Linked DNA regions of Homo sapiens: region 2 is linked to region 1. A link is a loop called in an ENCODE intact Hi-C map of the cell type or tissue named here. Cell type or tissue: A673. All regions are shown on one strand.

Region 1 (2,500 bases):
TCTCTAAAGCAGACCATTAGTACAGAGCATGCCTATAAATCTCAGGTCCAAAAAACAGGAGTTCCCATCTTCGGTAATTTGAATGCCATGTTTTCAGTAACACTTATTAGGGAAACATTTATAACCCTACAGTTAACTTTGGATGTTGAGTTTGTAAAATTGGTGCTTTTAATATGAAAAGGCTAAAGTTGTTATCAAATAAGATATTTCCTATGCAAATGTTCCGGCAACTGTTTAAATTTTATCAAGTTGTATCTCTTTTTTTTTATGTACGACTGTATTTTCTACTTACGTGCAAATATAACTTCTATAAAGCATGATGACAGGTAAGCACACACATGCGGAAAAGGGAGATTGAATTTGGTTTTAAGATATTATCTGCTTCTACATAAATCTTTCACAAATAAAACTTTATTGTGTCCGACTTGTTTACATAGCTAAGCAACGCATATTCATTTATGATACACACCTCGATTTCAGCAAATTAAGCAGTAACTTACCTAGAGAAGCATTTCAATATTTTGTCTTTTTCTAACTTGAATTTATCCCGTGTTAGAACATGAGATATCCAGTATTCAGGTTCACTTGGCTCCAGGTTAATTAGAAGGAGCTTTCAGTTCATGCAATCTGCCTCAACAATATTCCAAGAGCACTCTCTAGCTCCAGTCTTAGTGTCTGAACTCTTCCAGCAGAGTCCTTTTATTTATACACACATTGTCCTTTTCAAAACAAGCAGCCAGCTGGAATGATTCAAACCTCTGTTCAGCACACCGTTAAAATGCAGCTTCCTTCTTGGACACGAGAATTACACCAGGGAGCAGACCGAGTACAGCAAAAAGGCTATGAGAACTATTTAATCACCGGAATACCAGCTGCTCCTGCTCTGCTGTTGCTAGTGCTGCTGTGCCTCTTGTTTAGCTGTAGTCGGTCTTTCCCTCCCTCCCTCTCTCTCACATCTCCAGAACTATAAAGGCAGCTTTGCCGGATTATGATTGGCAGAAACAGCCAATTCCTTCAGCTAATCATCCTCAAGACTTTCAAGGACCTGGAGCTGTTGTGATGTCATCCAGTCAGTGGGATGTTACACATGAATACATTCCAACAGAAGCTAATTCAGCGATGGGCTGCATTCCGCTCACACCGCGGTGATTGATTAGATGCTCCTTGAAGATTTGCATAATCTTTCATTGTACAGTTCGACTATTTCCTATGAAATTTGAGGATAGAATTCCACTTTGCAGCTATGACACTGTTCCACGAGATTCTATTGGACAAAATAAGAAAAGTTCAAAGCAGGATTTTCTGCTGTAAATGTGTGCCAGTTAAACACAAAAATTACAAACTCAACAAAAGCCAACAATGAGCAATAGGAAACTCGGACAAGTATTAGTAAGCTACATAGTCCTGAAGTTAATAACAGCATTTTAGACCATGATAAATGTTAGAAGAAAAGAAAGAGTATGTGCGTGTGAATTTATTGTGTGCATTGTTTTAGTAATTAAGGTAAACTACTGGATTATTATGGAAAAGTTCTTTTCTATGTCTCTTTTCTTCTTTTTAACGTGGCAATATAAGTTGAAAATTACCTGCTCTTTGTTTTCTATTAATTCGTGTAAACACATAAAGATATTATCAAGTACTTTTATATACATTATGTAAAGTTCTTTAAACTTATTCATTAGGATATATGTAAAAGTAAAAGTAAAGTGCTTTCAGGTACTTCTCCTCATTCCAGACTACATGATTCCCTGGGCTTTTCTTGCTTTAGTACATCCCTTAGTTTCTACCATTTAATTTAGTGGAATAAGATAGGCTAATGAGAATTTGGTTCAACACCCCTAATAGGTTGCAGAACAGAACTACAAGCTTTTCTCAACTCCAAGTCCTCCTCAGGTATATGGGTGTCTTTGGTTGTACGTAGTAGTTCCACTTGAAATACTGGTGTGGTTTCAATGAAATCCTCTATAAGACTGGAAGGTAGGGGTAGGAGGGAGTCCTTCAAAACTCAGCATTTATTGATGATGTGGTCTTTCAGAAGAATAATTTTAATGCATCCAGGATTACTAGTATTATTATACTGCACAAGGTTTTGAGGGTTAGCAAGCCATAGACATATGCCATACAGAGAATAGGGAAAAAAAATCTAGCAAGTTAGAAAAAATATTTACCAGTTATTCATAAGCAATAAATAAAACCTAGTAACTCATAGGTCATGTATCAGTTAGTTTTTCAGGTGCACAGGCTAAAATATATTAAAGAAAAAATTTATATTTTAAAAATAATTAAAGCGTTCAGGTACTTCTTACTACCTTTTAAAACATTTGGAATGCAAAGATGCATTGAAGTCAAGTCAGAATTTTCAGAGTGATACACATCAAAATTCAAAATGGATAAATAAACTGCAGTTAAATATTTCAAAGATGTCATAATAAAATAATTATTACTAGAGTAGCATCATGGGAAACACTAACAGTTGATAAATAACATAAAATAGCATAAA
Region 2 (2,500 bases), 120 kb before region 1:
GTATTTTGTTGCTTAAATGTCTCTACCATGGACAAAGTCATTTAGATATTTTTCACTTCCTCCTATTTTCCGCTTATCCAGGATAATGATGTGACCTATTTGCCAATATGATTCATTTTCTAACTTCGGAGCTTTTGCTTATGTGGAGTATTTTTCACTTCCACCAAAGCCCTATTGCAAAACTAGTATTCCCACTAACTAGTCCTCTTATAAACCCAAAACTTCCACAATGTTTTTCCAGATTATTTAAGAGGAGAAAATTTATTGTTTCATATTATTTTCTTTCTACTTCTCCTAGCATGTTTATATCAAGGAGACAGAATGAGAAAAAAACAAAAAGAGTTATGTTACCCAAGTTGCTAAAGGAAAAATATATCTGTCAGATAGGTGATAATATTATCAAAAATTCATAAACCCAGCTCTAAGGAGTATGAAACTTATCACTGTTTTAATTGGTTGGTGATTAATTTTTTTTTCAGTATGGCAGAACATAGCCTACCACATTGATGTCTAAGTAATCAGAATATTGAAGCATAAATATTACACCCAAGAAAGCTATGTAAATTAATTCAGTCTTGTATTGTTTTTGTGAAACTTTTCCTAACTTCCTGCAAGATAGTAAAGGCTTAGAGGGAAGGAACTTTTATTTATCTTCATGTTTCTCACATAAATAAACATGCACAATGCCTTATCTATAGTACAGACACAGAAGGTAATGCATTGAAGTGAATACTCCATTAGCTTGCTCTATACACTCAGAGAGAACTATGACTCATTATAAAAGAATTATGTTAGCGATGTTCTTTTCTGCCCACTCCAACCATCAAAATCCTGATTATAATAGACAAATAATTCCCCCTGGTTCTAGGGGTTTTAAACTTGCATCTTTTTGAAGAGGATTAAAGGATTTGTTGGAAATGACAGGCTATGTTGAAAATTATATGTAGTCTATGATACACAGGCATATATAATATGTTGTGGTAGTCATCTCTAGGTATCCTCCACTGATGACAACTTCTAAGTAGTATGGCTAATGGAATCATTTTGCTTTATACTGGATTCCTATACTTAGAGGACCTAAGGATTAATCACTTCCACCAGTGGTTCTTATCCCTTGCCTGCTTTCCTGTCATGCCCTCTAGTTTCAGAATTCTTGCAGCTGTCCACAAAACTTGGTGTTTGCTTTGCTAAATGCAAAAACGGATGCTTCACACTGTAACTTTCTCTTTGTCTATCCCCAAAGTGAGCATCCTATATCTACAGCCTCTTCTGGAGATTAGCTTTTTTCTGCATGCTGTGTGCTATGATAGAGGTTTTCTAAAACCTGTTTTAGTGGAAAGAATCACTTCCAGCTTAGAATCCAAGTTGAAAATGAATTCCCCAAAGTGCAGAGATGAGGAGGTCATGGCTCACACTGTGCAACCCCATTAACTATTCCCTGGGGAACAGATACTCTGGAGTAGCACATACCTCATGCCTTTGATGAAGGCCTTAGGGAAACATTGTTTTTAAAAGAAAACAGATTCTGGGCAAGAATTAAAAGCAGTCTCATACCATAAGTGCTAGAATTCAGGCTTTTAAGCCTCATTGCTCTCAGATACATCATCAAAGTGACATTGCTGATACAGGAGCTTTTGTGGTCTGACTATAGTTTTGCAATTAGAGAGTTTCCTTTTTTAATATGCCCCTAAACTTTATCAATAGAGTATTTGGTGGTCTTGCTTCCATTTCCCTGGGAAACTGCTTCATGGTATGTTATATTTTTCCTTTTTGGCAAAGGACTCTTGCTGGTAAATAAATTCCCTGTAGACCTTGGGCTTGAATTTGGCTTGCCCTTTTCAGAGGAGTTACCTCATCCACCAAGCCTCATGATTAGGCGTGACTTGTGATTTCCCCCTATTGTGTGGCCTAAACTTTGGGTCGAGTTGAAAATGCATCTTGTTTATCTCATATCATAATCACACAAGATTGAGAAAGTAAACTTCATGAAGATGAGGTCAAGGTCTATTTTGTTTGCTGTTATATCACAAATACTGGGCACAGCTTCTGGAGTGAATTAGGTACATGATGCATATTTGTTAATGAATGGGTGGATTCATATATCTATTTTTTACTTATTTGCTTCACTGAGATATTTAATTAGTTGTGCGTTTTTGTGAATGCCTATAGGTTTGGCTTCCATAGGAATTAGCAGGTAATAGAACAGCTGTTATGAAGCACTGTGGATTTAATCATAAGCAGTCTTGCTTCTGAGTCCTTGTAGGAGCTCTAGATTTGTATCCTGGTCCGCTGTGTACTAGTGGTGTGACCATTTAGATTCTCCTTCACCTCTCAATTCCATTATTTGTAAAATGAAACTAATACTCATATCTACTTCCTACTTTATGAGAAATAATTGAGATGCTACATAGTAACTTCTTAGGATTGATTCTGCTTGCACAGAAAGTGCTCCATAAAAGCAAGTGATTAATATTATCATCATAAATTTAAAAGTTTATTA

The links. Hi-C counts contacts between places; a loop is a spot of excess contacts. Peaks named below come from ENCODE experiments on the same cell type or tissue, not always from the same donor. Only the 100,000 strongest peaks of a DNase experiment are listed, where the experiment ranks them.
Region 2: it touches region 1 in a loop (6-fold over the local background); 1 of 110 quality-filtered maps calls a loop at or near these places.

Annotation. Positions count from the first base shown.
Region 1 is chr4:115,112,944-115,115,443 of GRCh38, forward strand. It overlaps NDST4 (N-deacetylase and N-sulfotransferase 4), which reads right to left and starts at 677. Exons shown (of 14, transcript NM_022569.3): 1 at 501-677. In A673, no CTCF peak of the experiment used is centred here; a DNase peak (open chromatin) is centred at 1,078; H3K4me3 peaks cover 1,971 bases; H3K27ac peaks cover 2,202 bases.
Region 2 is chr4:114,997,022-114,999,521 of GRCh38, forward strand. All of the region lies in intron 2 of NDST4 (N-deacetylase and N-sulfotransferase 4), which reads right to left. Among named protein-coding and RNA genes, the nearest start is that of NDST4, 120 kb to the right of the region's middle. In A673, no CTCF peak of the experiment used is centred here; DNase peaks (open chromatin) are centred at 800 and 1,420; H3K27ac peaks cover 950 bases.